Linked DNA regions of Homo sapiens: region 2 is linked to region 1. Evidence: chromatin loops called from intact Hi-C (ENCODE). Cell type or tissue: endothelial cell of umbilical vein. All regions are shown on one strand. Each heading gives the region's core, and the rest is flanking DNA. Links, peaks and the distances in the headings are about the cores only.

What was found. A loop is a pair of places that touch in the nucleus more often than their neighbours do. Peaks named below come from ENCODE experiments on the same cell type or tissue, not always from the same donor. Only the 100,000 strongest peaks of a DNase experiment are listed, where the experiment ranks them.
Region 2: a loop joins it to region 1, with 12 times the contacts of the local background. A loop is called at or near these places in 6 of 110 quality-filtered maps.

What each region holds. Positions count from the first base shown.
Region 1 is chr2:136,375,891-136,392,243 of GRCh38, forward strand. It overlaps the pseudogene RN7SKP141. Among named protein-coding and RNA genes, the nearest start is that of CXCR4, 270 kb to the left of the region's middle. RefSeq lists an enhancer at 1-28. In endothelial cell of umbilical vein, for the core only: a CTCF peak has its summit at 8,970; a DNase peak (open chromatin) is centred at 8,961; H3K27me3 peaks cover 337 bases.
Region 2 is chr2:135,788,218-135,804,570 of GRCh38, forward strand. LCT (lactase) reads right to left here. Exons shown (of 17, transcript NM_002299.4): 11 at 15,713-15,911; 12 at 12,390-12,592; 13 at 9,812-9,921; 14 at 6,424-6,558; 15 at 2,441-2,664; 16 at 1,354-1,581; 17 at 1-327. The coding sequence ends at 107. Among named protein-coding and RNA genes, the nearest start is that of LCT-AS1, 24 kb to the right of the region's middle. RefSeq lists enhancers at 9,192-9,713, 9,714-10,237. In endothelial cell of umbilical vein, for the core only: a CTCF peak has its summit at 9,465 (motif pointing left); DNase peaks (open chromatin) are centred at 6,754 and 9,444.

The DNA.
Region 1 (16,353 bases), core at 4,759-12,758:
TTATTTGGCAAAATCCCTGAATGGGGCCTCATATGTTCTGGAAACAGTCTGCCATGTTCTGTTCTTCCTTCTCAGCTCATACTTTTTGCTATCTACTACTCAGGAAGCTGATTGACAGAGCTGCAATGATTTTCCTGTTCAAAGTGCCCGCTGGGAGTACTCCAGAGTTCATGCCAAGATGCATGAAATGCTGGGTGGGCCCAAAGCTTCCAGTTTCAGGTACCAGAACATGGAGACAATCTTGTCACAGATCTGCATTGTGTTAGGCTAGCTAAGTGAGAATTACCCTTTGGAGAATTCCCTTTTCTCTATAGGTCCAGGATAGCATTGCTCACGAGAGATATTTTGCGTGAGATCTGTAATGCGGGAGTAAAGCAGCAATAGTGTTTTTTCACTGCTGATCAGTGTAGGTGCCATGGCAGCCTGCCCATGTTTGTCACTGATCAGCTGTCTCGCTGGGGTGACTCTCACCAATCTCCTGCTTCTTTGAGTCCTTGGCCAGGTGTGTGTGCAGCTTTGTGGTGAAGGGGCTGGCATCCTGCAGCTCAGCCAGGGCATCGCATTGAGGCTGGAGGTGATAGATGCAGGTCCCACTTCATCCTTGTGGGCTTCAGTTTGTCCTTGCTCTTGTCGACAACCAGCTTTGCTTTGTGACTGCCAATCCAGCTGACCTACAGCAACTTCAAGGTCAACACTAGACACAGAGGGACCAGGCTGCACAGAAGGGTCTCTCACCTCCCCCAATATAATAAATCTCTTATTTTATATCACTCACAGTGGTTCCTCTTCCCTGAACCCTGACTAATTCAGGTTTCCTGCTCACCTTTGTGCCACCTGGATCTAGGAGCAGCTCTGCTTCCCTAAAACATTTGTAAAAGCTTCTCATGAAAGCCACATCTCCGAAGTCTGACAACCACCCTTCCACACAGAGACTCAAACCCCAGGTCTGGTTGTGGGGAGGTGCCAATACAAACCTTGCAATTTACTCACTTTTACCAACTCCACCCCAACCAAATGCCTTCCTCCTCTTTCAGTTAATAAAAACAAAAGCTCGCTGCACTTCCATGGGTGTGAACAGATGTTCTGTGTGGGCGTGAGTGCTGGTCCCCACCAGCTGCCTCAGGGCCTTGCTGCCCCAACAGCCCCCAGTGCCCTCCGAGACGTGATTAACTCCTCCCTGAGTCTTTGATTCTTCCGTTCAAAGAGTTCTGGCAACTTGACCCTTTGCTCATATGTCTTTGTTTTCACTCATTTCCTTTCCCGGCTGCTTTGCCAGGACTCTGGGATGGATTACAAGGCCTTGGTGAGGATCTATCTGACTGGAGTAGTGCACAGCGACAGACAGGAATATTGGCCTTTGTCTGCCATGCAATCCTATGTCTGGTAAATGTGATTTACAAGGCCCACAGAAAATGAGAAAATGCTTTTTATTATTGTTTTAGAGATGAGATCTTTGCTCTGCTATCAGGCTGGAGTGCAGTGGCGTGATCATAGCTCGCTACAGCATCAACCTCCTGGGCTCAAGCAATCCTCCTGCCTCAGCCTTCTGAGTAGCTAGGACTACAGGTGTGCACTACTACATCTGGCAAAATTTTTTTTTTAAATGGCAGGGTCTTGCTATGTTGCCTAAGCGGGTGCTGGTCTTGAACTCTTGGCCTCAAGCCATCTTCCTGGCTGAGCCTCCCAAAACATTGGGATTACAGGCATGAGAGCCACTGGGCCCTGCTGAAAGTGAGAAAATTCTAAAGGCTAGAACAGGATGAACTAGTAATAGAGGACTTAAGTTTGAATCTGCCTGTATGAGTCTCTCGGACTGTGGGCACGTCTCTTGCTATCCCTTCTCTGTAAAGAAGAGCCTGGAGAGTTTTAAGATTTCCCTCCTACTGCTCCCATGGGACATTCTGAATATGGTGAGAAAGTGCTCTGAGGTCTGAAAAGCAGTGTTGCCTAGTGCAGCTGTTTCTAAACCTCATTGGAACCCCCTCAGTTGGGTTACTATTCCTACACATATGCTAGAAACCAACACCACTTTCTAGCTCTGCCACCTCCTTTCCAAAATTTTAAAATCAGTAGGTGGAAGGTGATATGGCATCTGTACTTTAAAAACCAAAATAAGACCGTGGGTGATTCTGTTGATCAGCTGAGCGTGGAAACAACTGGTCTAGTGAACAGTAGATGAAGAAAAGGGTCTTACAAAATTTAGGGGTTCTGTCTATAAGGCCAAGAAAAATGGAAGCAATTATTCAGATAATCTCAGCACAAAACCACAGTTTCATTGGAATTGCGGGAATCATGAGTATCAGTTTCTGAGATACTTGGGTGGAAAGTATGTGGGTGGAGCCCAAATCTTATGTATTTAAATTCAGATCAAGCCTGTAGTAAAGATGACAGCGGTGGGAGATTGAGCAGAGAGGGGAGAATGGCATTTTCTGAATTCTCATTGTGCCACCATACATTCTGGATGTGTTGGGAGCCCCTTCATTTCACAGATGCTTATTGCTAGTAAGTACTATTGTAGCTCACAAACCATGAGTCGCCACGTTTGACATGGGAAAATGATGCTTGCTATTTATTTATAATACAACGTGTTTTGACTAACCATCAGAGAATATATTTTGAGGCAACTTTCCACTTTGCTTAGGATATAACATTTTTAATGCATCTTTCAATGGATATCTATTTTTAGGTCACCATTAGTTGCCTTGTAACTGAGATGGCCACATATTCACAGATATTTGGGGAGGCCCACAGATTTATTATTCTGCCTCATTGTCTTGTTGGTACCATATGACCAGTTAGCCTCTTGTTTCCTCATTTGAGTGTGGGAAACGGCTCTGTCTTTAGACACTAAATGGCATGCATGTAATCTTGTTTAGGGTCATTGTTCCCGGGTCTGAGTTTACTAGATGGAGAATTTCTTCAATGCCAGGTTTCCCAGGAGGAAAATGAGCCTATTTTGGTTGCATCAAATGCATCAGTTCACTGCTCTGGGTATCATCTGAAGAGCAAGAGGAGTCTGGGGGCCAGTATTGCATTTCATGTGAATGCTGGCTGAGTACTGCCATCTTGTGGCTGGGCAAACCCTAAAGCCTACCAGGGACCTTGGAGCAACCTTACAAAAAGAAACCAGACATCAAGAACCCATGTTCTCTACCTGCATGGAAGAAAAAAATTGACCATGAATCCCTAACAACAGTGCCATCCCTCCTTTCCTAGCTCTTGAATAAGTAACTGCTCTCTTATTAAGACAGAGTCCTGTCTGTTTCTTTAAAGAGAATACATCCATTCTTCTTCTGGTTTTAGTAATTTTTGGACCAGCCTTTAGATAATCTTTTGAGCCAAGTTTTGAGAAGTTTGGAGAGGGAAGGCCTTAAAAATATGTATAGTATCCAAGGCCAGAAAAAGAGGCAGAAATTGGAGACAGGTGACTCCTGCCTCTGGGGCAGTGGCTTTCTAAGTGAGGTGTGCCAGCAGCATCAGCATCACCTGGAAACTTGTTAAAATGCACATTCTTGGCTCCCAGCTAGACCTGCTGAGTCAGAAACTCTGGAGGTGAAGCCCAGAAATATGTGTTTTAAGATGATTCGGATGCACATTCAAGTTAGAGAACCCCTGTCTTGGGGAATAGAAGCCAACCCCAGGCAAATGTGAAGCGAAGACATCCAAGGTCCATTCTGTGCTCCATTATACTCATTGCTGTTCTGTTCCCTTTTCCTGTGTTAGGAACTCAGTAAGCCATACATATTTATTGTGTGAATACTATTGGTAAGCCACTGTATGGCATGACATGGGGGTTGGTCTGAGTAAGGGACTGGGAATTTGCGTTTCTAACAGTTTCTCAGGTGATGCTGCTGCTGCTGCTCCAGGGACTGTGTTTTGGGAACCCAGTGTTAGAGATAAGAGCAGCAGGCCCAGAAGCCCATGTGGTTTTCAGATGGAGAGTGCAGTTCAGGCTTTTTGGGGAATCCATGTGGCTACGAGCCTGCTTCTCAACACTCCCTGCCTCTCAACCCTGCCTGCCTCCTACCAAGGGCACAGGGAGACATGTTTATTTGAAGTGAACTCTAGTCCATTATAAAGAGATTAAAATAACATGCTGTGATTTTACCACCCAAAGGTTAGGCAATTCAAAAGCCAGAGCAAGCATGTGATGATTAAAAAGCATGGCAGAAAATTGTCAATAGCTTTGGAGATTTCATCCATACATTAAAAGACCTGTTTCGTGTTCTATTGGATCAATATGGCTCCAACGCTAGCACATTCACCTCTTGTTTAATTTGCCATTTAAAAATTTTGGTTAGTCCAATGACTCTAAACAATTCCAATGCAAAGAATAAATAAGCAGAACAGCAAATCAAACTGGATTTGTGGGCACAATTATATAGTAAGAACTCCAGAGCTGGAAGTAGAACTCTAATCACAGATTAGAATACAAATGTTTGCTTGTACATCGTACGCAGGCTCTACTATCTGCTGAATATAAATGGCTCCCTGATCGAACCTCTAGCCTGCATCGGGTGGGAAGGTAAGAGCTGGGTTTTGCTTTGCAAAATCTTAAGTCTCACCAAGAGAATCAGGGAGGCAGCCAATTGTAGTGGCAAATACGCAAAGCTTTGGAGTCAGGAAGTTATTTATTCTCTGGCTCTCGTTTTTATTATGTATTTAGTTTTTTGAGACAGGGTCTCGCTTTGTCACCCAGGCTAGAGTGAGTGGTGCGATCACAGCTCACTGCAGCCTTGACTTTCCGGGCTCCAGTAATCCTCCCACCTCAGCCTCCCAAGTTGCTGGGACAAAGATGCACACCACCACGCCTGGCTAATTTTCATATTTTTTTGGTAAAAATGAGGTTTTGCCATGTTTCCCAGGCTGGTCTCGAACTCCTGGCCTCAAGTGATCCACCTGCCTCGGCCCCCCAAAGTGCTGGGATTACAGGCGTGAGCCACTGTGCCCAGCCTGGATCTCATTTTTTAAAACCTGTAAATCTGGGACAATGCAACCTACTGCATGGAGTGGTTTTAGGGGTCAAGTAAAAATGGCCGGCAAGGCACAGAGTAGATGCTTGATATATAGCAGCTTTTCTTTCTTTCTTTCTTTTTTGAGATGGAGTTTCGTTCTTGTTGCCCAGATTGGAGTGCAATGGCATGATCTTGGCTCACCACAACCTCTGCTTCTCAGGTTCAAGCGATTCTCCTGCCTCAGCCTCCTGAATAGCTGGGATTACAGGCATGCGCCACCATGCCTAGCTAATTTTTGCATTTTTAGTAGAGACAGGGTTTCTCCATGTTGGTCAGGCTGGTCTCAAACTCCCGACATCAAGTAATCCCCTCCCACCTTGGCCTCCCAAAGTGCTGGGATTACAGGTTTGAGCTATCATGTCTGGCCCCCTATAGCAGCTATTCTTAAGTCTCCAGCTTCAGAGGGCTGGGGCCAGGAGAGGTTAAGAGGTGAACATCCATATTTACAGCCTTCATGTTTGGGGCCTTCTTCTCCCTCCTAAGGTTTTTCTGTGTTAAAATGCAAGTACATGTGCCCCTGGTGGAGAAACTCCCCGGGCTATAAAATTTTTACTACAGAATTGACAGAAATGGTCCCTGTAGATTTGGCTGAAATAAGATGTGCTTGAATTGTAAAGGGATGCCCCATATTTGGGGTAGGTGCTGTGCTAGTCACAGTCAATGTGCTTGTCAGGTGCATCCCCCTAGAAAACCAGCTGAGTTTGGTGTGAAGATAATTGGGAGGAGGAGAGTTTGGGTTCAGGGAGGAAAGGCCTGGTGGGGGCCTGCAGTGGATGGGAGAGCAAGAAAGAAGGGGCGTGGAGAAAAGTAGGGAGGCAGGTGTGGGGGTGCTAGAGGTTGTTACTTCCTGAAGTTGGGTCCCTCTGGGTGGAATGCCTTTCAGTGACCAGGGGCCACCTGTCCCACCATGTGACTCCATTGCTCAAGGAGCGTCCAGTGGAATAAGTGAGAATCTGAAGCAGAGAAAAATCATCCAGCAGCCATGTGATGAGTATGTAGGGGAGAGTTGAGGCTATGTGGTCAGCTTCGGTCCCGAGTTAGAATCAGATCTGTGACTTCAAGCAGAGTGACCCTGAGCTGGTTATCCAACTAATTCGTGACTTAGGCCTTCTGATAAACTGGGCTTCATAATATACTCATCTCACAGGGCTGGTGTGAGGATCGGCAGGGGTCATGTGAGGAAGCACTTAGCAGAGTCTAGCAAGCACTTAAATAGCAACTAGCGTCATGACAAAGCTTTATGCTCTGGATGCCCTTGACGGGGCTTTTAGCTGTGTGACCTTCAAGAAGTCACCTGCTCTTTCTGAGACTCAGTTGCTTCAGCCCTTTAAAAACAGAAACAAACACAGCCGACCACAGGGTGTGTATGGATCTGAATGAGTACAGACAAAGTCACTCATTGCAGGACTGAGTAGGAGGCAGGGTGCTGGGATTGGTGGGTTTAGGGAGGTCTGGGAGGGCCCTGAAGCTCAAGAGAAGTTTGTTTGGAAAGAAAAGCATCTTCCGTTTTGACTGAGAGGAAATGGGGAGGGGATGTGGTGCAGCGTCAAAGGCAGGGTCTGCTGACGAAACTTGGTGGTGGTGTTTCTCAAACAGAAATAGGACATTCTCACTCTCCGTGACACTCAAACTCCAAAGTTTCGGCCTGGGTGGTGGTTGCACCTGTCACTGACGACCTCACTTGACTTTGAGTTAAGCTGCCCAGGCAGCCAGAGCAACTGTGCCCTGGAAGGCGGCCCTGCCATCAGACAGACATGTTTTTCATATATTCCTGATTTTCATGTAGTAGTTCACTGGACATTTACTGCACACCTACTATATGCTAGGTGCAAGGGATTCAGCAGTGAATAAAACAGTTGCAGGTCTTGCTCTCAAAGACCTTTCAGTCCTGCAGGAGACAGAGGCAATAGAGAAAGAACAGCTTACTTGCATGTATAATTAAGATTTTTGCTGTGACGTTAAAGTTCAGAATGCTGTGAGACTGTACAATGGGGCAAAACCTAATTTAGATTGGGAGACCAGCAAGATAAATGAAACAGGAATGGAGTTCAGATGAGAGATGAAATAACACTGGACTGAAGTGGAGACAGGCTTTCTTTTTTCCTCAAACACCTCCCTTCACATCCAGGCATAGACCACTGGAAAAGTAGTTGCCCTGCTTCCTGATATTACTGTCCTCTAAATACACACACTTTGTGTACCCCCTCCATTCATTTCCACCCCGTCAGTCATTCTTGCCTGTATAAATTTCAACTTTAGCCACAGCCCTGGCCTCACTTCTTATAAAGCCTGCTTCACTCTTCAGTTCTCCAAGTTCTCTCTTCCTTTAGGCCTTTTTTTTTTTTTTTCAGGGTGGTCTGGACTGCTCTTTCAACCTGATTCTATTTGCCCATGTGGCATGTTTTGTTAATCCCATGGCCATACGTATGCTGGCATGTCTATAGTCCATCTGTGCAAATAGATGATACGTAGCATTTCCTCAACCAGAATACTGAGGAGCCTATGCAAATGAGCCATAATAGATCTTATCCTTCAGCCTGCTCACTTGAATGAGTTAAAACTGAGATACAGAGTAGTTAAAGGGGCCCACCAGTCACTGGACGAGAGTCTCAGACTATGATCATGTCTTGTTATTTTATCTTTATATCTCTTCAGGGCATTTGTTCCAGAGTCAGAATGCAATAGATGTTTTCTCTTTGATTGTTTATTCCTCGAGTTGGCCCATACATGTACTATCCCCTGTTCTTCCATTACTCATTTCAAGCAGTAGCTGTAGCATCTGTATTATTTAGCTCCTCTGTATGACTTGATTATCTTATCTGTCAAATGGGTATAGTAATTCAAATCAACAAACATTTATTCAATACTTACTATATCTCAAGGACTTTGCAAAGCTTTGGCGGGGGGCGGGGGTGGGTGCTGCAATAAGCCTGTTAAGATAGATCTGTACTCTTGCCTTAAGGAAACACACAGTGGTAGAACTTGGTAAAGGAATAACTACACTATAGCAAAAATGTCTATAATAAAGGAATATGCAACATATGGGAACACAGAACAGAGTAACTATTGCCTGGGGTAAGTGGAAAAGCTCATTAACACCTTCTCTACTTACCTTGAGTTTGCATTATGAGATTCTAATGAGATCATGCAGTGAAAGTGTGATGAAAAATGGAAAGGATTGTGCATGAAAACTACTAACCAAATGGATGGCAGTGTGATATGGGAGACTTTGGAGAGAGGTGAAAGAAGAAAGTGGTGGCTGCGACAAGAGGTTTGGACAGCATCTGTTCTGATGAACCAGTAAGTCTTACACACAGATAAAATTCAGAGGCATGGCTATAGACCATCTGAGCTACAGCCACCCCAGCTTTAAATTAAGATTTTGGCCACAGGAATGACCCAACCTCTTCATTCCATTAACATAGGTGAAAGCTCTGTGACCTGGAGTATTTGTCACCATTATCCTCCCATTGGAAGAAGATGATTGGGAAGACTGGAATTAGATGAGCGGAGGGAATGCTGGTGGGAGTGGGCCTTTGGAATGGGAAGCCCATAGCTATGACCATCTTGTCAGAACTAGGAGCCCTGATGGGCTAGTGAGAGAGTCACTTCTCTCTCCTTGTCCCTGCATCTGTAATCATGGAGATCTGAATGATGTGTTGTTTTGAAATAAGTGGTTTGCAAACATGAGCAGCTGTCATAATAATGAAAGCACAACATTCAGAAAATTACTCTTTGGTTAGGATTGACAATAGTTTGGGTCAAAGGACATTGCCCAAAGCAAAATAATTATGTATGGTGCAAGTCTGACATCATGCTAGGAGGCATTCTTTAAAAACCAAAAACAAAAAACCCATTTGTGTACCGTCCTTGACTCTTGGTTCTGCCCAAGCTCTAGAGCGACATCCAACCTAGCCCTGAGAATAGGAGAGAAAAGTGACAACAGGGCACTCTCTGCTGGTGAGGCAGACCCACTACAGCTCATTGCCAGAGTCTCTGCCTCTGAGCCAAACCTATAAATCTCAGGAACATCTACAAGAACTGTTTTCATGTCCCAAGATGTAGAGGGATATCTTCTGCTTGCTGAGAAAACATTCTGAGGATCTTGCTGGGCTCTGTAGCAATAAAACAGGCAAGTACCATGTAGTCTTTCATAAATGGCTCATTATTGGAGTGAAAATGAAGCAAGAATAGCCCCAGTGTAAATCACTGTGACAAACGAGTAACTAAACTAGCATGAGGGCTCTCTGTCTTATACAACTGTCTCTCTTCCTCCTTTGCTTCCTCCACTTAGCTAACATTAACCAGCAAGGGGTATTCTTTCTTTGAAGTTGAATCTGTGGTATACTGTGGAAACAGCAGCAATTGTGGTACCCCCAAACCATTAGTGGGGTCTCCTCTTTGTGGTTCTGTGAGCCTTCAGGAAGTATAAATGGAAAGAGGAAGACTAGAAAGGAGATAATTCAAATAACCTGTTGTCTTCTCACCCCAGGAGGGATGCCTTTGCTACTGACCAATACACAGATGTTGCAGTGGCTGTTAGCACAAGTCTCTGTGTGAAAAAGGGTTGTGATCTCTGAGCCCATGACTGGAGCTGTCCTCTGCTCAATTTTATGGCAGTACTGCATGATACCTTAACTGTAGTAAAAATGAAGGGAGGTCTGTACAAACAACAACACCTCAATGCTGTCTGTCTGGATTTATTTATCTTTGACAAAAGCTGACTTGAGATACTCAAAGCCAGCTGGAGATGGCTCCACTGGAAATTCAGCAGGACGGACTTTCCTAGCCTTTGCCTGGACATCCTTGCTTACCTATAGGATCCTTTTGGCCTGATCATTTGTCTATGCCATGATGCAAAATACCAGGTTAGAAAATGGAGTCTCTGGCACCCCCCATTTTGCAAATAACAGGAGCAGGCCTGTGATTACTGCAGCAGAAGTTTAAAGCAATGAATACTGGATGGATCATAGGTTGAGCCTGTGGTGGGAGGGTTTTGCTGCATGCATGTGCTTTAGCTACTATATTCTTTTTCACCTAGTGATTCCCTCAAAATCATTCTTTGGTTATGGCAAAGAATGTATAGTGGCCAATAGTGCATTACCCTCACATAAGGTCTGCTACCACCACCCCTATATCCTTTGTGCAACTTTGAGTGAGCTGGGGAGAAGGACAGGGAAGAAGGAATAGAAGTATTTTTTATGGTGGAGTCTCTCTGCAGCAAAAACATGCTCAGGCAGTTCCTGGGCCCCAAAGGATGCAGAATCTGGCACCACCTTACTTGAAGCAGAGCGTACAGTGTATTTTTCTTCATAGATAGCCTGTAAAGCTCTGCCAATAGGCCTATTTTTCTCAGGGCTAGTGACTCATTTGGGGCAGTGAAGCAGGAGTGAATCTCATGGACAGATGGTGACCTCGTGTTTGGAGGACACCCTAGAGGGAATCAATCAGACCAACATTTTTCACTTTTTTTTTTTTTGCAACTAATCCAATCCACGTATTTTGAACATTTAAGTAAATTGCATAGTACACACTTTTAACTAAAACATGCAAACCCAATGTCAGTAGTCATCACATCATCGCAAACAACTTTTGTAACCAATTCAATCTTTGTCCCTTTCTTTCTTTCTGACAGATTCTCACTATGTTGCCCAGGCTGGAGTGCAGTGGCGCAATCTCGGCTCACTGCAACCTCCACCTCCCGGGTTCAAGCCATTCTCATGCCTCAGCCTCCCGAGTAGCTGTGACTACAGGCGTGTGGCACTACATCTGGCTACTTTTTGTATTTTTGGTAGAGTTGGGGTTTTGCCATGTTGGCCAATCTGGTCTGGAACTCCTGGCCTCAAGTGATCTGACCACCTTGGCCTCCCAAAGTGCTGGGATTACAGGTGTGAGCTACTGCATTTGGCCCAGCCTGATTTTTTATATTTTAATGCTCAGATAGCTCCTGCCCAATAGATACTGCAAATCAACATGTTAGCATACTTGTTTATAACTTAAAGATCTCCTGAAACCATCAATGGGAAACTTAAGAACATGACCTGTCAGGAGCATACTGATCCTCAAGGGAGTTTTCCCATTGCTCAAGTGATTCTCCTGCCTTGGCCTCCCAAAGTGCTGGGATTACAGGTGTGAGCCACTACACCCGGCCTCGATTGCTCTTTTGAGGAACATTCTGTCACCATCGAGAATTTTCCCCATAAATCCTCAGGAAAATAACTTATTGAAAATGTTCCTTGGTCAATGCCCATTTCTTAGTCAATGTCCATGAATGGGTGGGGGACTTGGGCAGGTTACATTGACCAAGTTGGCATATGCATAACTTGTCCTAGATACTTGATTATGTCTAGGCATTAGGCCACTAGGTAAAGTTGCTAGACTGCTCCAAATGACACAGCTACCTTTGACTCTCCCATAAAGATCTCCCCGTGTGTAGATTACTCATGTTGAGAGTTCTGAATGCTGCCATTCAGCTGGGTATCTGGTCTACACCCAGAGTAAGTCATGGGACTTATTTGATGGAGAACTGTAAAATTGTGTGACTTGATCAGCAAGCAAAGTTGTTTTTCTGATGTCAAAATTTCAAGTCGACAGAGCATTCAAAATTGCTCCTCTAGGTTTGTAAGAGACTAGGTCCAGAAAGAGAGACCAGGGCTGAATGTACAGGTGATCTGACACCAACTCATCTAAGAAAGCCCGGGGGTTCAGCTCTAAGGGGTGAAGCACAGATTTGTCACCTACATAGCTGGGCACTTGCCAAACCATTGCTCTTATTTGGAACATATCATTGGTTCATTTAACAAATAAGTATTGATGCTGGGAGCGGTGGCTCACGCCTATAATCCCAGCACTTTGGGAGGCCGAGGTGGGCAGATGACCTGAGGTTGGGAGTTCGAGACCAGCCTGACCCACACAGAGAAACCTCATCTCTACTAAAAATACAAAATTAAACGGGCTTGGTGGTGCATGCCTATAATCCCAGCTACTTGGGAAGGCTGAGGCAGGAGAATCGCTTGAACCTGGGAGGTGGAGGTTTCGGTGAGCCGAGATCGCGCCATTGCACTCCAGCCTGGGCAACAAGAGCAAAACTCTGTCTCAAAACAAAACAAAACAAAACAAAAAAGTATTGATGGTGGCAGGCACCTGTAATCCCAGCTACTTGGGAGGCTGAGGCAGGAGAATCGCTTGAACCTGGAGGCGGAGGTTGCAGTGAGCTGAGATTGCACCACTTCACTCTAGCCTGGTGACAGAGCGAGACTCATTCTCAGAAAGAATGAATGAATAAATAAATATTGAGCACCTACTACATGTCAGACAGTGGGAATACAAGAGTGAACAGATATTTATCTTCTCAGATATTTTACGTGTTTATTAAAGTAATGGAGGTAGTCCAGAAGAGCTTGTGATGGGAAGCTGCAGTCTCTTGCCTTGTCAATACCCCTCCCTAGCCCCTGCTTTGATCTGTTTATGATTTAATTCTTTTGGTGGTTATCTCTTTATAATATGTTCTATTCTATTTCTTGGTTTATGAATGTTAGATAATATTTTTAACTCCCACTATGAAAAATGAGGATTTAACTCATTTATACTATGTTCACCTAACCTCACCTCTCTTCTCTCTCCTTTCCTTTAGTCTTTGATGATGATTGAATTAGAATGTTGAATATGCGCCCCCCCCCCCCCCCCACCCTGCCCCACAGCCATCACTGGAAGCTGCAAAGTTGAAAACAATAGGTGGCAGCGACAGATATCCTCACATTCTAAACAGAGGCACCAAACTCTCTACATGCAGGACCTGCTAAAAGAACATCCCCATGGAATCTAGCCCATCACCACCTCCAGGTGATAAGTGAGAGAAGGGAAGAGTTGGAGAGAGATGGGAGAGTAAGAATTTCTTTTGGAGTGGGGGTTATTGGGTTCTTCCTTCCTACCTTAAACCAAGAGAGAAGGGTCTTTAAGATTGCCTCTAAGAAAAATGATGGTCTTTGCCAGAAGGAGATTGGCACATGTTTCTCCTTTAGGTACCACAACCCTGGGATGTCTTTTTCATGAATGATGCTTGTGTTTTTCTCTGAGATCTTGGATTCTGGATCTATGATTCCTATTTCACCTTTCTTTTTAAGATGACAACTGATTTAGACTCCTTTCCTGAAGTGTACACAGTAACCTAATTTCTCTTCCATGATATGGAACAATAGCTCCCTGTACGTGTATCACATCCACTGAAGACTTTTGCTTTATAAGTTTAGGTAGGCTATGCCAGATCTCTGGGGATAAGGGGCACTAGGCTTTTCCTCAACCCCAAGAACTCATTCTCAAATCCTTCTCCAATCAAAATGATATCCCCTTTTCCTCTGTCACTCCCTCATCCTTACTAAGCCATGCTTACTAGTGTCCCCACTGTTGATTCTTTCTCCAGTCCAAGGAAGGCCAAGAACATTTTCTCTCTGGTTCCAATTTGATCAGTAGTTGGTAGTGGGTGCCACAATGTTATAAAGAATTAGGTTTTTATAGGGGACACACTATGGTTATTCCTCACATCCATTCCAGCCCAGATGGATGAGTCTATCATCTCCTTCCCTGGGCCAGTGGCTAACTGAGGAAAGGGCAACAACCTGACTTTGAACACTGAGATGTCAGGAGAAGCCTGCTGGTGGTTTCTGGGAAAGTTCAGTTTTCTCCTACAGGTAGAGAAAGATTATCTCTCTGGACCTTGTCTTCCTGGATATGATTTCTGCTGTAGCCATCTTTCAATCAGGTTAAAGATGAAGCCAATTTTGAGGATGAAACAAGAGACAGATGGAGAGAAACCAGGTCCTTGATGACTTAATTTAGCCCCCAAATCAACTAACCCTAAAGTTCGCTCTTCTTCTGACCTTCCTAAATTCCTGTTACGCGAGACAGTGCATTTCCATGTTGTTTAACCCAATTTGAGTCGAGGTTTCTGTTGTGTGCAGCTGAAGTCAAACTAACTGATATAATGTCCCAAGTCATGTCGAATTGGTGGGAAAGGGTGCTGTGATCCATTAGCTATGTCTGTCAAAGGTGGGGGTTTCAACCTTTGCCAGCCTGTGCTCTTTAGTTCCTTATTTGCATCTTGTGCAGGGGTTATCTACGGGGTTTGTTTTGCTTTCATTACTACCCAGATTAGTGCTTTTAATGTGCAGACAGTGGTTATAACATAAAATACCCTTATTTGTATGTCTCAGTCTGTGCTTCAGCTTCCTGAGCTGCCCAACCCATTCTGCACCTCATTTCTTCTGTTCTTTTTGACTCCCCTGGTTACTAAAGTGTTGTTTATTCCATTCTTACGACTTTCTCACTTGCCTGATGCTGAGATTTAAAAATTCACCTGGAGATAGACCAGGAACACAGCACACTGCAGCCTATTTGAAGCATCAGATGGGTGGTGCTGACGATATCTTATATGAGGCTGATCTGGCCTGCTGTATGTGTGACCCCATCAATTGCTGGCTGATCCGAAGGGCTAGCGTCTCCTTCATCTGGTCTTCATTGAGCTGTGGACAGCCCTCCAAAAGCTGAATGCTCTGTCAAGAAGGATGCCCTTCCCAGACAGGAAGAGCTGTTCTTTGGTCAAAGGTATACAGGTGGTATACTGATGATGTGAAGAAACACAACTTTTGGGCTGACACTGTTCTATGAGCTTTTCTTAATTTCTGGAGTGTGCAAAGCATTATCTAGGTCTATAAACAAGAATAATAAGAGGAAACAATGGGGCTGCCATTTCCCAGCTCTCTTTTTTTTTCTTTTAAACTTGGAAACAAGCTGCAGGGTCTCAAATCCAGCGTTCCTTGTAAATTCTGAAAATAAAAATGGACGGTGCACACAGGTATGGCTTGTGGAAGAATTAATGGAACCCTCAGCAATAGACTCTCATTCTTTTTTTCTGTTTGCTAATTGATTAAAAATATGTATATGCATTGCAAAGCTCATGTATTGATCAAGAGAAGAGTGAAAAGGATAGCTTCTCTAATTAAGACTGATTGGAGCTGTGAAAGTTTAATTAATTGGATGCATGTCACTTCATTTCCATGTTATGTTGTGCACAGCACTCTGTTTTCATAATTACCGTGTTGTGTTGGGGTGGCGGGTGTCTCTCTAATTAACAGTCTGGGGGAAAAGTGATGTATGGTCCTGCTGAGCAGACAGAGTGGGTGGAAAGAGAGGACCCAACCAGAATCCACAGGCTCTGTCCCCGTGGCCTGATTCTCAACCATTTCCCTTACCCTTTGTTCAGTAAACGAGGTTTTGGTGGATGTTCCCAGAGACTGCTGTTTATGTATTTGTTCCTCAGGTTTCTCCATCAGGAGACAGGGAGGCTGGATGACACTTCCAGGGATTGGAAGGTGAAATGCCCACTGGTTGAGAACCACTCCAACAGCTTTCTCCTTAGAACCCCCAATATTCACTCCTCACTTGGCAACTAACACTTGCCCACCTAGCCATGACAGACCCTTACTGAGTGTCTACTCCGTGCAATGTATGGTGATGGGCCGGGTGACTTTGAGTTCAGATTGCTGTTCCTTACTAGACATGTGGCCTTGGGAAATTTTCCTGAGTTCTTTGTGCCCCAGTCTTCTAATTTATAACATGGGAATACTAAGACCTTCCTAGTAAAGATGCTGGGCACATTACATGAAATAACAAATAGTATGCTTAGTGTACAGTTTTATCACCCTAGATTTATTAATCCTTTCACTTCCCTGTGTAGTTATTTTTACAAAAATACTTTGTTGAATGATCCTATTGTAGATTTTAACTCCTAACTGGCCTCACTTCTGTGACCACCCTCTTAAATCCATACTCCACTTTGGAAACAGGATTCTTTTTTCTAAAGTGAAAGTTGATTATATGAATGCCTTGGTGAGACACCTGCCCAGATGATGTTTCACCTCTGTAGAATGGGAATTCTACCCCCTGCACCAGCTGGCCCCTGTGGCCGCACCTTCAGCACCCCTTCTTTTCACAGCCTTTCCAGGGCTGCCCAAACCCCCAAATTTCCTTCACACCTGAGCATAACATGCATTTCTCTCTTCTGCCCAGAAGACATTTTTCCTCCTAAAAGCAAAAGTCCCACAAATTATTTTCATATTCAGCTCAAATAGCTCCTTTTCAATGAAATTATCTGTGCTCCTGCCCTATCCCCTCCTCCCTGCTTCCCCTGCCCCAGCACTGTTTTCTTGTTTGGAGTCTCTTCCTGACTAGGCAGGAAGTTCCTATAGGCAGGGACAGGAAGTTTCTATAGGTAAGGCTGTGTCTCTGTTATCTTTGGGTCTCAGTGCCTGGCAAGCATATACGATGAAGCAGGCTTTTAATA
Region 2 (16,353 bases), core at 5,424-13,423, 590 kb before region 1:
GGAGAAGTCCAGTATCAGCAGAGTCTAAGACCCTAAGGTGTTTGGTGGCCGGTAAACATAGATGAAGAAACTAGGCCTGCTTCATAGAACTTGAGGTGGTAACTCATCAGAATGAAGACACCGGGCTCAATTCCTGTTGGCTTCGTTGTGTTTTCCCTTGCTTAGAGCGCTTGCAGTACTTGTATGACAGAAATGCCAAGCCACAGACTCCAAGAAGCACAAGAGAAAAGAGAACGTACAAAGCTGTCTGTGCTTCTGTGGTGCCGAGCATTAGCCCCAGGAACTGCACCTCCTCCTGTCTCACGGGGCTGATGGTGGGTCCAGCATCTAGGAGAGTGTGACACAGGGTGGTTGGTGCTCTGGCGCTGATTTGAGTTCTCAGATCTCTGAGACCCCAGCAGAGGCTGCACGGTACCCCAAATCCGCACAGCCATTGACGGGATGCCGAGGTGGAGGTACCCATCCCCTTTCACTGTGTGTCAGGAGCCTCTGAGTGAAGTTAAGCAGTTGTATTTTTTAAACATCTCTATCAGCAATTAGAATACGGTTGAATATCCCTTATCTGACATGCTTGCTTGGGATCAGAAGTGTTTCAGATTTGGGATTTTTTAAGATTTTGGAATATTTGCATATACATAATGAGATATTTTGGGGATGGGACCCAGGTCTAAATATGAAATTCATATATGTTTTATATGCAACTTATCCACGTGGTGTGAAGGTAATTCTATACAATATGTTAAATAATTGTGTGCATGAAACAAAGCTTTAACTGTGTTTTGACTGCGACCTGTCACATGGGGTCAGGTGTTGAATTTTCCATTTGTGTTGTCATGCCAGTCATGCTCAAAAAGTTTCAGATTTTGGAGTATTTTGGATTTTGAATTTTCAGATGAAGGATTCTCAGCCTGTATAATTGAAACTGGATAATTGTCATTTACATTTGTGTAGTGATTTATACTCTTACATTTAACAAATACGGGGCACCCACATGGTGCAGGCATTGTACTTTCATGGTCCCTTTATTTGATCCTTATAACTGCCCTGAAGCATGTGCCTGGTTTCTTATCTATGAGTGCACAGCAAGTTAGTGGTAGGGCTGGAAGAAGAGTCTAGACCTGCTTATTCCCAGGTCAGGGCTCTGGTTTCTAGGTGTAACATTGACCCTAAGTGTCCTTTGTTCCACCCCAGGAAATGTCTGGAGCATTCAAAGAAAATAAACATTTGTTGAATGAATGAAGGAGATGGGGCAGCAGAGAGGAGGGTAATAAACTAGAAGAAAACAGACTGAGAGAGGCCCTTCCACCTGCCCTTCACCCTTAGGCTTTATTCCCTCCCAGAGCCACATCTCACCTGGCTGGTGGAGACAAGCGTGAGGCCCTGTAGCGGGGTCAGGGAAGCCATTGCATCGGACCACAGAGGCGTAGAACTTCGCTGATGCTTTGGGGATCCTTGGCAGAGAAGGGTCACTGTAGTTCACAAAATGCAGACCAAATCTCTCTGAAAAGCCTGTGGCCCACTCAAAATTGTCCATCGCACTCCAAACTGTGTATCCTCGAAGGTCCACCTTGTCCTGCACAGCTGCTCAAACACAGAGGACTAGGCATAAGTTTCCTATCTCATAAGGCAGCTTCCTGCCAGGCCTTCGGAAGCCAGGTCTGCCTACTGCTCTCCCCACCGCCTTCACAGATGGCGGTAAGCTTTGGCTTTAGCTCTGTGAGAAAGCTGCCCCTTTCTTTGCATGCAGTGACTGTTAGCGGGTCCTCTGTGGATGGAGATGTAGAGCCACCAGCATCTTTAGAAAGGCTCAGCCCTGAATGGGAGTCGGGAACATGGGTGGACTAATTTCCCTGGGTCACCTACACTTCTATCCATGATCTTGGTCAGTGCCTTAGAATGTTAATGCTTCTCCCTGTAGAAAATAGCCCTTAGATAGAATATATTTCAGCTGGGTAGGATTTTTCTAATCATTTCCTTTGCTGGTGCATTGCTTGCTCTTTTACTCAGCATTTGTTCCATTCTCTTATCCTCATGGTCCCATCTCAAGTTGTTAGGGCTGAGCCAAGAGCCTCAAACTTTTGCTCGGAGACTAAGAGACCCTACAGGCAACCACACAGCCTACTCCTCCTGGGCCCTACCCAGACCATTCTCAGGAGGGCACTGCTGTTCCGACATCAGGGAGGATCAAGGGGAGCAAGTGACTCAGGCCAGGAACTAGGGTTTGGTGGCATCAGGCCACTGGGCTTGCTTGCTGAGCTTAGACATAGGAAGGAAAAAAACTCAGAGTGCGGCCCTAAAGCAAAGCTTAACCCCCACAGGAGCAAGAAGGCTTATCGTTCTCTTCTTACTGTGGCCCAAGGACGCTGTATCACACTCCTGCAAATAGCAGATGTTTCCAACAGGGGAAGGTGCACGCTGGGGAAGGGCGGGCCCGTCGTACCTTTGAGGGCCTCATTGATGTAAGTCCGAAGGTAGTAGATCCTTGCAGTGTCATTGAGGTCTGTTTCTTCCCGCTGGGACACTCCATTCTCTGTGACATAAATTGGAGGGTCATTGTATTCCTCCTTTAACCAGTTCAGGATCCTCCTGAAGCCAAAAGGCGTCATCTTCAGCCAGAAGGAGCCAGAGTCTGGCCACGAGCGATCTGCGATGGAAGCAACTCCTCTACAAGTTCAAAAACTAAAGATGAGGTCTTGTTTTGTAAATCTCAAGAGGCCCTTTACACGAAACACAAAACAGGACTTAGACCAGGAAAAGCCTTAGGTTTTGTCTAGCCTTAAGAATCATACTAAACCCAGAAGAATCAAATTGCCTCAAATTCTCCTCCTTTCGCTGGTTCTAGCTGCCTGCACTCTGTGCTTGTATAGCATTGGACAAGCCACTCAGCTCTCCGTCCTTCAATTTCTCTGCCTGTGCAGAGAATGGTCTTGCTCATGGAGCCCAGCCCTCCACTACTCTGAATAGATGGCTCCTTACACCAGCTATGAAAGGCTATGGGTCCCCAGCTCCAGGCTTCCAATGGACGCCAGTGCTGTGTCTTCAGAGAATGGGCTCCCCCAAGTCACCCATGTCTAGTCAATGCCACTTGCAGACCACGGGTGAGGCCACAGGCACGAATATTTGTAGGGGCCCTGCTTTGTGTGAAGACAGGCAGCAGACAGGCTGGCACCTCCTTCAAGTGTCCAAGAGCCTGGCCTCTCTCTTCAGTGATGGACGAGGAGGTGGACAGCTCCTGCCACAGGGGTGCCTGCTGGGGGAGGCCACAGAAGCCTGATCACCTGTAGTCACATATGTCAAATAAGAACCAAGAATTTAGACACTTCCTACACTCAGATCTTTCAGGGAAAAAAAAAATGTTGGTTTTATCAGCACCTGGATTTATCTGACTCAGCTGAATTGAATGTGGGCCATTTCATAAGCACTAGTGGAGGTCTTCCCAGGGACAGCCCCAGGGCTCATAAGAGGGAGGGAGAATCAGAAGGAGTAGAGGGGTGTTCTGGAGTCTCCTCAGCCCCCTTGGTGAGCCTGACTCTGGGGGTTTCAGGATACAGTGGGAGTGGAGGGGCTGGTTTTCAAAGAAAGAACCTGGACACAGTCAGAGCTACTGGTGTGGAAAGATGCTTGATGGAAAAGGAACAAAATGAGATTTTCTGAAAATGGCAGATAAGAGACAGGACTTAGGTACAGCTCCCACTTGGATGGACAGAACAGTGTGTGGAGACTCACATTGTTAACTGTTGCTCCAAGAACTACTGCTGGAACATACCAGAAAAACCAAAAGAATTCACAGACCTTTGAAAGAAGCAGAATGCTACTGCAAACTCCATGAGACAGCTGCAAAACTGTGAGTTCCCAAAGTGTGAGAAGGGGAAAGTCTGCCTCTGAACACACATCCTCTCTGGGGACCTGAACATCCAGATCATAGGAGAAGGATTTAACCTTACCTAGAGCGCAAGTGGATTTAGGGAGCCAAGTGAAATGTAAAAGTAGAAGAAGCAGTGGGAAGAGCCCTGTAGCCACTCCCTGTCCCCAGCTTGAGCCCAGGGAAGCCATTCCTGACTTTATCCTACAGGGGTCCTTGTAGAAGGAAGCCAGTGGAATTAGGGAGGGGCAGGATTAAGGAAGCTTCTAGCTCAACTTATTAATTTCAACTAGAAGCATGAATTTTCCTGAGCAGAATCTTGGGGGCAAACAAGAAGTGCAGATAAAAGCACAGAAGCCACAGCCAACAGTGTGGGCAGGTGGGGAGGGGCAAGGCCTGAAAGCCCTGTTTGCTTTCTCAGAGAGAAGGCTTGTGGCCTGGGGTGAGATCTCTGCCCTGCGCACTGTTGGCAGGGCACAGCAGGAGTGAGACTGGCCTTGCTGGCTGCATGGGAGCTAGGTGAGGCTTGTGACTGCCAGCTTTCCCAACTTCCCTAGCAACCTGTATGACACAGCAGAGGAAGCCATAATACCCCTGGGAACAGAACTCCACTGGCCTGAGAACCAGCCCCCTATTCCCCCACAGTGGCCACAGCAAGCCTCACCCGAGGAGAGTCTGAGCTCAGATATGCCTAATGCTGCCCCAACCTGATGGTCTTTCTCTACCTTTGCTGGTAGCTGAAGACAAAAGACATAAACTCTTGGGAGCTCTATGGCCCCGCCCATAACCTGAGAAACCCAAATACCCTGGCCAACGTAGGGCAACCTTGTAATCCCCCTTCTACTACCGCAGCTGGTGGCAGTGGAAGGGGAAAGCACCTCAAAAGTGCCACCTCCTCTCTTGAAAGTGCCACCTCCTGGCTGGAGACCAACCAACTCACGCCATTATAGCAACTCATAACAGAAGAACCCTGCTCCAAAGAAAGAGAAAACAACAACTAATTCCACTGCCTGCAACATCCTGGCTAACCAGAGGTCCTGAGTCTGTCCACATGACAACTTCACTGCTCGCATAACCAGCGTTTGAGAAAACCAGTGCACGAAAGAAAACTACAACCAAGGACCCTCACAGAATCCACTTAAGTCCCCTGCCACCTGCACTGGAGCAGGTGCTGGTATCCATGGCTGGGAGACCTGAAGACAGATCACATCACAGGACTCTTTGCAGACATTCCTCAGCACCAGTTCAGATCCCAGTAATTCTGCTGGGTGGATAGACCCAGAAGGGCAATGGCAATCACTGCAGTCTGGCTCTCAGGAAGCCCCATCCTTAGGGAAAGGGGGTGAGCACCACATCAAGGGATCACCCTGTGGGACAAAAGGATCTGAGGGGCAGCCCTTGAGTTCTAGATCTTTCCACTGAAACAGTCTACCTGAATGAGAAGGAACCAGAAATGTTAATTCTGGTAATATGACAAAACAAGGTTCTATAAGACCCCCAAAAGGTCGCACTAACTCTCCAGCTATGGATCCAAACCAAGAAGAAATCTCTGAATTGCCAGATAAAGAATTCAGAAGGTTGATTATTAAACTACTCAAGGAGGTACTAGAGAAAGGTGAAAATTAACTTAGAGAAATTTAAAAAACAATACAGGATATGGATGAAAAAGTCTCTAGATAAATAGATATCATAAAGAAAAAGACAATCGGCTGGGCGCAGTGGCTCACACCTGTAATCCCAGCACTTTGGGAGGCCAAGGCAAGGGGATCATCTGAGGTCAGGAGATAGAGACCAGCCTGACCAACATGGAGAAACCCTGTCTCTACTAAAAACACAAAATTAGCCGAGACCATTCTGGCCAACATGATGAAACCCCGTCTCTGCTAAAATACAAAAAAAAAAAAAAAAAAATTAGCCAGGCGTGGAGGTACGCGCCTGTAATCCCAGCTACTTGGAGGCTGAGGCAGGGGAATCACTGGAACCCGGGTGGTGGAGGTTGCAGTGAGCCAAGATTGTGCCACTGCACTCCAGCCTGGTGACAGAGCGAGACTCTGTCTCAAAAAAAATAAATAAAATAAAAACTGTTACTTAAAAGGTGAACCAAAATCTTTTACTATCTCTACTTCATAAAAGCATTGTTTAAAAAGAGAAAATAAAATTTTACTCTTGTATTATTGTAATATTTATTAATATTAAAGCGAATTTTGATAAAACCTAAACAATTTTTTTCTTGAAAATCCTTTTTAACAACCAAGCATTTTTAGAGTTAAGCAGCCTGTGAAAAAGAACGCAAAATAAATAAATTTTAAAAATGAAATAAAAAAACAAAAAGCCAAGCACATGTGCCCTAATGGGAGGTGCCCTGGAGACCCCGGCCTTCTCTCCCTCTTGCTTGCTGGAGATTTCCTTGGGATCTGTGGGGTGGCGAGCATCTTGCAAACCCCGGCACATTCGGCGTTGGAGGCCCTGTTTTGAGGCTGGGCAGGCCTCAGAGAGCACAGCCAAGGGCACCTTTCTGCCTTTTCCAGAGATGGCTCCGGGCTCCCTGTTGGTGGACTTACCTGTCTGCATCAAAAGAAGAGATGGCAGTGGCATAGTTGAGGTTGTAGGCGAGGACAGTGGTGTAGTGATTGAACCCAAAAAAGTCATAGGTGCCGTTGATCCTCCTCTTCTCACTCTCTGTAAATTCTGGCAGCCTGGGTGGAAGAAGCCATTGAGGGCAGGGCTTCAGGGAGAGCCATGCTTTGAGAAGAGAACGTCATAGGGCTGGGGCGGGGGAGCTCTCCGAACCCCAGGCACTTGGCAGTGAGTAGGGGAAACTGGCAGGGAAGGAGAAGAGGTCCTTCAGGCGGTGCAGGAAGCACTGCGGCTCCTCCAGCCAGACCATAAACCTGGCTTCCCTAGGTCTCTACAAGAGCCTCTGAAACCTGAAGGACCACACACACACGCACCCACGCGCGCGCGCGCACACACACACACACACACACACATGCATAAACAGTTTTTAATTTCCTTCAAACAACATATGCAAATTCTGATATTTAGCATCTATGACAGATTTCAAAATCAAGAGCATGCCTGAGGTACATATCTGAGACTCTTCCCCTATGTTTGTAAAGTTAGATCTTGTATAATTTTTTTTTTTTGTGGCTGAGTCTGGCTCTGTCACCTAGGCTGGAGTGCAGTGGCGCGATCTCAGCTCACTGCAACCTCCGCCTCCTGGGTTCAAGTGATTCTCCTGCCTCAGCCTCCCAAGTAGCTGGGACTACAAGCGCCTGCCACAACTCCTGGCTGATTTTTTATATTTTTGGTAGAGATGGGGTTTCACCATGTTGGCCAGGCTGGTCTTGAACTCCTGACCTCAAGTGATCCGCCCACCTCAGCCTCCTAAAGTGTTGGGATTACAGGCATGAGCCACCACACCCGGCCCTGTATCTTGTGTAATTTGTATTTCCGTTTTCTGCCCTTTCCAAGTTTCTCTGCTCCTCTTGGGGTTTGTTTAGGCATGCCTCTTTTCTCCAACTCTAATAATAATAATAATAATAATAATAATAATAATAGCTTCAAGATCTTCAAAGTAGCAGGGGAAATAATTTGCAAATTGAGTATTTGAGTTTGAATTTCTCAGTTCTCACGATTTCACTGAACTTTGTTTTCTTTCTTCCTTTTTTTTTTCCCAGACAGGGTCTCGCCCTGTCCTCCTGAGGACACTGCACGCCCCCTGAGGCTGGAGTGCAGTGGTGCAATCATAGCTCACTGCAACCTCAGTCTCCTGGGCTCAAGCAATCCTCTCACCTCAGCCTCCCAAGTAGTTGGGAATATAGGTGTGCGTCACCATGCCTAGATAATTTTTAAATTTTTTGTAAAGACAAAGTCTCACTATATTGCCCAGGCTGGTCTTGAACTCCTGGTCTCAAGCAATCCTCCTGCCTCAGCCTCCCAAAGTGCTGAGATTACTTGTGAGCCTGGGAACTTTGGCTTCTTAACCTGTAGATGGAGCATTTTCCAGGCACTCTGAGTGAAAAGCCTCTCCTGTAGAACCTGACTAATACACTTGTGTGCAGCATGTACAGGTGATCCTGAATGCATGCGCATGCCCACAGGGAGACCTGGGGCTTCTGGTTTAGGTGTGGCCCAGAGATGCCCTGCTGAGGCCTCTGACACTTTCATCTTGACCTTTCTGCTACCATTAACCTGAGGGATCAAGAACCTTCCTTCCCTGGGGTTTCTGAGATGATGGGAGAAAACCAAAGCACAGCCTCCTCCTGTCCCTGACGCTTCTGCTCAGAAGCCAGCAATGGCCTGTGGCACCAAAGCCAAGGCCCTGTGCTTGGCTTCCAGGCCCTCCACCATGTGGCCTCAGCCCCTTCACTGCTGCTGGGCTGGTCTCCCCACTCTCAGCTCTGGCACCCCCACTCATTCTTACCTCTAGGCCTGTCTTCACAACTCTGCCCCGTGGAAAGAATGACCTGCAATCCCCCACATTCTATCCCCTGTCAAGGCCCAGCTCAGCTGATGTCCTGCCTTGTCCATGAAATCTCCTGGGTCTACCCAGCCTACCCTGATCTCATCTTCTGAGTTTTCTTTGTACTGAAGAGCCTGGGGAATGGGATGGAGAACTGTCTTTCCAGCTGATCTGTCAGCAGCTTGAGGAGCCGAATGGAATCCTCTCCTTCCATGGACCCCTCCCCCTGGCCCTGGCTCGGGCAAATGGTAGGTGCTCGGCAAAGTTGTGCAGATGGGCCGGGCGCTCATCGGTTTTGCTGGAGATCACAGTTCGCAGATCAGACCTTTAGGCACAGCCTGCTCTGGGGAACTTACCCTAACTAGGCCAGGGTGTGCATTGTGAGGTGGGAGCTGGATTTTTTTTTTTTTTTTTTTTTTGAGACAAAGAGTCTTGCTCCATCGTCCAGGCTGGAGTGCAGTGGCATGATCTCGGCTCACTGCAACCTCTGCCTCCCGAGCTCAAGCAATTCTCTGGCCTCAGCCTCCCAAGTAGCTGGGATTACAGGCCCCCGCCACCGCACCCAGCTAATTTTTGTATTTTTAGTAGAGACAGGGTTTCGCCATGTTGGCCAGCCTGGTCTTGAACTCATGACTTCAAGTGATCCGCCCACCTTGGCCTCCCAAAGTGCTGGGATTACAGGTGTGAGCCACCGCACCCGGCCTGGGAGCTGGATTTTTAATCCTCAGCTGGACTATATGGGGGCGTCTAGGGGCAGGACTCAAAGACTATGTTGGGAATTCACACTTGATTCCCGCCAGCCTTGGAGCGGTGGGCATGTTCCCGTGGGCAGTGACTGCCGCTTCCTGCGCTTCCTCACACCACACCTCTCACCCCACCTGCATGATTCTCAAGCCCCCAGCATGCGCCCTGGGGGCCGACAGCTTGGCTGCAAATCTCAGCTCTATCTCTTAATAGCTGGGTGATCTTGCCCTAATCTTTGCGCCTCACTTTACTCGTATTTAAATAGAAATAAAGATACCAACAGAAGATGGGTAAACGTTGGCTGCTAATGTTGCTACTCCTTCCTTGACAAGAAGGGGCGGGCGGGTAAGGAAGGACGCTTTGGTGCAGACCATCGCCACCTGCTGGCCAAGTGATGCAAAGCACACGCCTGACTGTCAGCCACTGCCACCCACATTCACACGTGCGGTGATGAAATAGGATAGGATGAGCTGGGATTTGTCTGTGGAGTGGCATAGTGGGGTTGCTCAGAGGTGGATAGCCTTGGAACAGATTTCCTGGCTGTTCCACAATATAATAACCATAATAGCAAACCCCTCTGTCAAGCATATAGCAGTGCCAGGTGCTGGGCTAAGCTTTACATATATGATCACATGTAACTTCCCAGCAAGCAAAGAAGCTCAGTCATGGTAACTTGCCCGAGACATGCCTCTGTGACCCCGACGCCCATGCCCTCACCACTGCGGGCACCAGGCCCTTACCGAGACTTGTTGAGGCCTGCAGCCAAGCTCCTGTCACGGATCCGCGTCTTCATCACCTCATTGTAATCTCCATTCTTGAAAATAGGATGTGCAAACCAGCCTCCCATGAACTGCGGGTAGGGTGGGGGAGACAGCCCAGGCGTTACAGGTGGGCACAGCAAGAGACAGCATCGTCCCCGCTCAGAAGTGCCTGGCCTCACAACCTCCCTCCTTTTCCTGGACCCCCAGGTTAAGCTCTCTTCCCTGTGGCTCCTGCCTGTTGCAGCTTCAGTGTCCACAGGTCTCCCAGCTGGGTCTGTGCTTGCTCAGTTGCTGTTGCACTGAGGACAGGGCCACCTCTTCATAGTTGTAGCTTGAGGTGACAGTAACTGACCTGGGCACTGGCCCTGGTGCTCAACAAATGCTTCCTGGCTGCCCTTGGATGGGTCCTGCAGAGGAGAAGGGAGAACCCACAAGCCTCCAGGCTCCCGGTTCTCTTTCTCACCACTGAGCGGCTGCACTTCCTCATCAAAGTGCCCAAGGAGCAAACAGAACTTTCTGGGGAGGGCTGAAATGCAAGGCTTTCCTGACTTTCCGGGCAAAGTATAACTCTTAATGGGCTTTCACAGCCCCAGAGTGGGGAACCGTTTGACCTATTTTCTCTAATGAGGCCTAGGCCATCCTTATCATGTGCGGGGATACGTGGCACCCAAACACTATGATGCTGGGGGTTTGAGAGCCTTCTGTAGTCTCTCCAAATCCTCTCCTCACCCACTGGCTGCTGCTGGGAATGTGGGGTGAGGGCAGCTTCCACTCATGGTCAGAGATGAGGCATGGAACACACATGCCCTGGTAAAGAGGCTTAAATGCACCCACTCCAAGGTAACACACTAGATATTTTCGTGGAAGCTGATTCTAATAAGAGATGCATCTGTCATAGTCCATGGCTGCAGTATCACAGTTCACCAGTAAGTGGCTCAATCTAATGATATGACAGCCTAACGTTTCCTGACGTTTGAAGTTTTGATTTCAGGAAAAAAGGAAATGTTGTTCTAAATCACCAGTTCTGTGAGTCTGAAATGAGGGATACATTAATTTTGTTTCAAAACTGTTTCCCCAGCTGGCTAGCAGACCAGAAAATTAAGCCCTTCGTTGCATTTATTAATTTGACTATCTTTGTCAAGTTCTCTTGTGAAGAGTTTGGCAAACCAAGGCCCATGGTGTTTCCCCCGAGAGAGTTATAGTGCCACAGTTGGCAGACTCTTCCACGGAGCCCAAAGTGGGAACCAATCCAGAGAGAAACCCTTGCCTTTCCTTCCTGATGCAAAATGTAGGAGAGAGCACCTTCTATCCCTTTCTAGGAGGAGCCAGAGGAGCTGTGCCGTGAACGAGGATCATTCTTTTCCTTCTCTCCTCTTGTCAGTCAGGGGTTCAGGTGGAAATAAAGGTAGGCCATGCTGGCACCTGCTTCCTTTTTTTTTTTTTTTGGAGATGGAGTCTCTCTCCATTGCTCAGGCTGTAGTGCAATGGTGATCTCAGCTTCTGGGTTCTCCTGCCTTAGCCTCCAGAGTAGTTGGAACTACAGGCATGTGCCACCACACCTCGGTAATTTTTATATTTTTAGTAGAGATGGGGTCTCACCATGTTGGCCAGGCTGGTCTAGAACTCCTGACCTCAGGTTATCAGCCTGCCTTAGCCTCCCAAAGTGCTGGGATTACAGGCGTGAGCCACCTTGCCCAGTCGGCTTCCTAGTAATGTCTCTACTTCCTTGGGTGAAATTCCATGACTGAAAGATGCTGTTCTTAAACTCATTGAGTTGGCAAATTAGGGGCACTAATGAGTTTCACAGAATCTAAAGCCCCCAATTTAAGAAATGCCTAGGCTGGAGCAAATCAAATTAGATGGTGACACCTAAAGGTGACGTGTGACACTGCAGCCCAGCTCTGTTAGCTACTATAGTCAAACCAGAGAGACTGAAGAAATGGAAATTTCTCTCTAGGAGTTAACTTCAAACCAATGTTACAGAAAGAATTACCTGTACAAATGATTTTTAAAAACTTAAAGACAACTTAACCCCACAGACTTTATCACTTTCATCACAGCAAACTTTTGAGGTGGGCAGGACATCTCCAGTTTGAAGTTGAGGAAACTAAGGTACGAAAAAGTTAGATGATTTTCCCAAGCTCACAAAATCAGGCAATAGCAAAACTAGGCTTAGATCCTAATAATTCTTCTTTTTGGGGGTTGGGGGTGGTCTCCCTCTGTCACCTGGAGTTTAATGGTGCCGAAATCATGGCTCACTGCAACCTTGACCTCCTGGACTCAAGCTCCCACCTTAGCCTCCTGAGCAGCTGGGACTATAGGTGTGTGTCACCATGCCCTAATAATTTTTTTTTCTTCACAGACAAGGTCTTTCTATGTTGCCCAGGCTAGTCTCAAACTCCTAGCCTCAAGAAATCCTCCTGCCTCAGACTTCCAAAGTGCTGGGATTATAGACATGAGCCACCACACCCTAAATCTTTGATTCACAATCTGTTTCCATTAGGCTGGAAGGAAAGATGGACAAGAGTAAGAACAAGCGCCCAGAGGAAAAACAGACCTGAACATATCTCCTGGCTGCCTCCACATCCTCCTGGTTAGAGGGATCTCTGGGTTCAGCCCAGTCACTGCTGATGGTGATGGAAATCACGCCACCTTGACTGGCGCGGTACACATCGTTGTACAGATGCCAGGCCTCAGCATGAGCCTTTATTAGATTGTGGCCAACAATGTAGGGGGCAGTGCCAGGCCTATTGGAGACTCCTGGAAACATACACATGGATGTCAACAGAGAATGGATAGAATGGATGTGACTGAGATTGTTAGTCCCTGCCTGCAGATGTCCCCTCTGTGTTTGGGAGAAGGGGTGTAGATTCTGACACTAGGAAAACTGGAATTCAAACCCTGGCTCTCCCTCTTATTACCTGGCTGTGTAACTTTGGGTGAGTAATTCAGCCTTTCAGTTTCCTCCTTGGTGAAATGGGCAGCAGAGAGTGCTTGTGAGAGGGAAATGAAACAGTGTATGAAACCCGCCCACAGCAGCACTGTGTCTGGAAGAGGGAAGGCCACTTGATAAATGTTGGCTTCTGTTCCCCTCCTCCAGAAGAGTGGCTCGTACGTCTCAGGCAAAATACCCATAATAGAGATACCTATCGCAGAATCTAAAGCCCCCAATTTAAGAAATGCTTAGGCTGGAGCAAATCAAATCAGATGGTGGCACCTAAAGGTGAAGTGTGACATTGCAGCCCAGCTCTGTTAGCTACTATAGTCAAACTAGAGAGACTAAAGAGATGGAATTTCTTTCTATTGAGTTAGCTTCAAACCAATGTTATATTCAGAAAGGACTATATGTACAAATGATTTTTTAAAACTTAAAAGACAACCCAGGCCAGGCAGGGTGGCTCACACCCATAATCCCAGCACTTTGGGAGGCTGAGGCAGGTGGATCACCTGAGGTCAGGAGTTTGAGACCAACTTGCCCAATATGGTGAAACCTGTCTCTACTAAAAATACAAAAAATTAGCCAGCTGTGGTGGCAGGCGCCTGTAATCCCAGCTACTCAGGAGGCTGAGGCAGGAGAATCACTCGAATCCAGGAGGTGGAGACTGCAGTGAGCCGAGGGGTTCAAACAATTCTCCTGTCTCAGCCTCCTGAGTAGCTGGGACTGCAGGCGCATGCCACCACATCTGGTTAATTTTTGTATTTTTAGTAGAGGTGGAGTTTCACCATATTGATCAGGCTGGTCTTGAACTCCTGACCTCAGGTGATCCACCTGTCTTGGCCTCCCAAAGTGCTGGGATTACAGGCGTGAGATACCATACTCGGCCTATGATTATTTTTGAGACAGGGTCATGCACTGTCATCCAGGCTGGAGTGCAGTGGTGCCATGAGCATGGCTCACGGCAGCCTTGAACTCCTGGGCTCAAATGAATTGACAGGAGTTGATAATCTGGAGCTCCTTGGGGACCCATTGTGATCATTTGGGTTGGAGAATGTAGCTAATGCAACCAGCTGACACGGAGATACCCTGATAGTGAATGCTGCAAGAGAGGCGCCTCTCATGTGTTGAAGGAGTGTAAACCAAAGGGGCGAACTAGGACCAATGGAGATGCCTCTGATAACGATTTGAGGCACATCTCCTGGTGGCTCTTTCCAGCTGTTACACAGTGTTCTGAGGAATCACATGAATGAACACAAATTTATTCTTATTAACTCAGAACTAGATAAAAGGGAAACTGGATGGTTCTCAAGGCACAAAAATAGGTCCACAATTTCTTATTCAAAACCCTAAGGGATCCCGCAATCTTACTTTTGGGTATTTATCCAAAGGAAAGTAAGTCAGAATACCAAATCAATACCTTGACCTCTGTGTTTATTGCATCACTGTTACAATGGCCAAGATATGGAATCAACCTAAGTGTCCATCAACAGATGAATGGATAAAGAAAATGTGGCATCTATATATGATGGAATACTATACAGCCATAAAGAAGGATGAATCTTGTCATTCGTGACAACATCGCTGGAACTGGAGGTCATTATGTAAAGTGAAATAAGTCAGGCACAGAAAGGCAAATACTGCATGTTCTTACTCACATGTGGGAGCTAAAAAGATGAGCTCCTAGCAGCAGAGAATAGAATTGTGATTATTAGAGGATGGGAAGGGTAGTAGGGAGGGAGGACAGGGAGAGGTTGGTTAACGGATACAAAGTTAAGCTAGATAAGAAGATGAAGTTCTAGTGATGTGTGGCACTGTAGAGTGAATGTAGTTAACAATAATTTAGGCTGGGTGCAGTGGCTCACATCTGTAATCCCAGCACTTTGGGAGGCTGAGGCGGGCGGATTACCTGAGGTCACGAGTTCGAGACCAGCCTGGCCAACATGATGAAACCCCATTTCTACTAAAAATACAAAAATTAGCTGGGCATGGTGACACATGCCTGTAATCCCAGCTACTTGGGAGGCTGAGGCAGGAGAATTGCTTGAGCCCAGGAGGTGGAGGTTGCAGTGAGCTGGTATCATACCACTGCACTCCAGCGTGGCCAACAGAGCTAGACTCTGTCTCAAAAAAATAAAAAATGAATAAAAAATAATGATACAAAAGAATTTAGTGTATATTTGCAAAAAGCTAGAAAAGAGGACTCCGAATTTTCCCAACACAAAGAAATGATGAATGTTTGAGGTGATGAATATACTAATTATTCTGATTTCATCATCACACATTGTATACATGTATCAAAATATATTTTGTACTCCATACATATGTACAATTATTGCATGTCAACCAAAGTTAAAAGAAAAAAAATCTTTTAGGGTCAGATGTGTTTTGGAATTAAATGTTTCCTTTGAGAAAAGTACCTATCAGCCCCATGGGCCGCAGACAGCTAGCTCTCCATAGTCAAGCACACTGATATCTCTGCAGCAGAACTTAGGAATGTTTGCTCAGTGCGATAAAGACCATGAGCAGCCTCCTGTTGGTTTGAGTCAGGTTTCACTACTATTAAATGAGCTCAGGTCAGCCAAACCAATTGTCAGAAACTTTGGGGTTTGGGAATTGTGGAAATAGACTGTAGACCTGTACAGCCTGACAAACTGTCCTTCCCCACATCAATTTGCCCACATCTCTGATCTCAGAGAGCTTCCCACCTGAGGCCGATCAGAGTCACAGAGCAAAGAAATGAACCCACCTTGAGGAATTGAGATGTGAAATTCATGTTTAACAATGCAATGCCAGGAGGGAAACCTCTACAGCCCTGAGCAAGAGGCAGGGTTTCTGCCATGGGGCTTTCTTGGTTGCCTCGTCCTGTGCCATCTGGATTTCAACTCTTGATGTGCTAAGAATGCCATGATTCAAAGAGCCTATGAGCCAGGGCTGGGACTTACCTGGAGCTGCTGTTCCGTAGCCATAGCCCTGGTAAGCAATGACAAAGGGCTCATTCAGCGTGATCCAAAACTTCACCTTGTCTCCCAGCCTCTGGAAGAGCACATCTGCATACTCCTTAAACCGCTGCACGATGGTCTCATTCTCCCAGCCTCCTACATCTTGGAGCGTCTGTGGTAGGTCCCAGTGGTAAATGGTCACCTGGGAAGAAGCCAGATCAGCTGTTGCATCAGTCATGCTTTCCATGGGAAGCCCTAGGTTAGATGTGCCAGCATCAACGTCTGCTGCAAATCCTGAGAGTGACTTATGAGACAAAAAGGCTCAAAGATTTTTTTCTTTTTCTTTTGGGAAAAGGGTAAATTGCTTTCAGGGAGAACTAGATGGCTGAGGTCAAGGTTGGGAAGGAAACTCTTTTATGCTTTTCAAATTCTGCATCATATGAATTCACTGACAATTAAAAAGTTAAATTTGAGGTCGAGCACGGTGGCTCATACCTATAATCTCAGCACTTTGGGAGGCCGAGGCGGGTGGATCACTTGAGGCCAGGAGTTTGAGACCAGCCTGGCCAACACAGTGAAACCCCGTCTCTACTAAAAATACAAAAATTAGCTGGGCATGGTGATGCGTGCCTATAAGCCCAGCT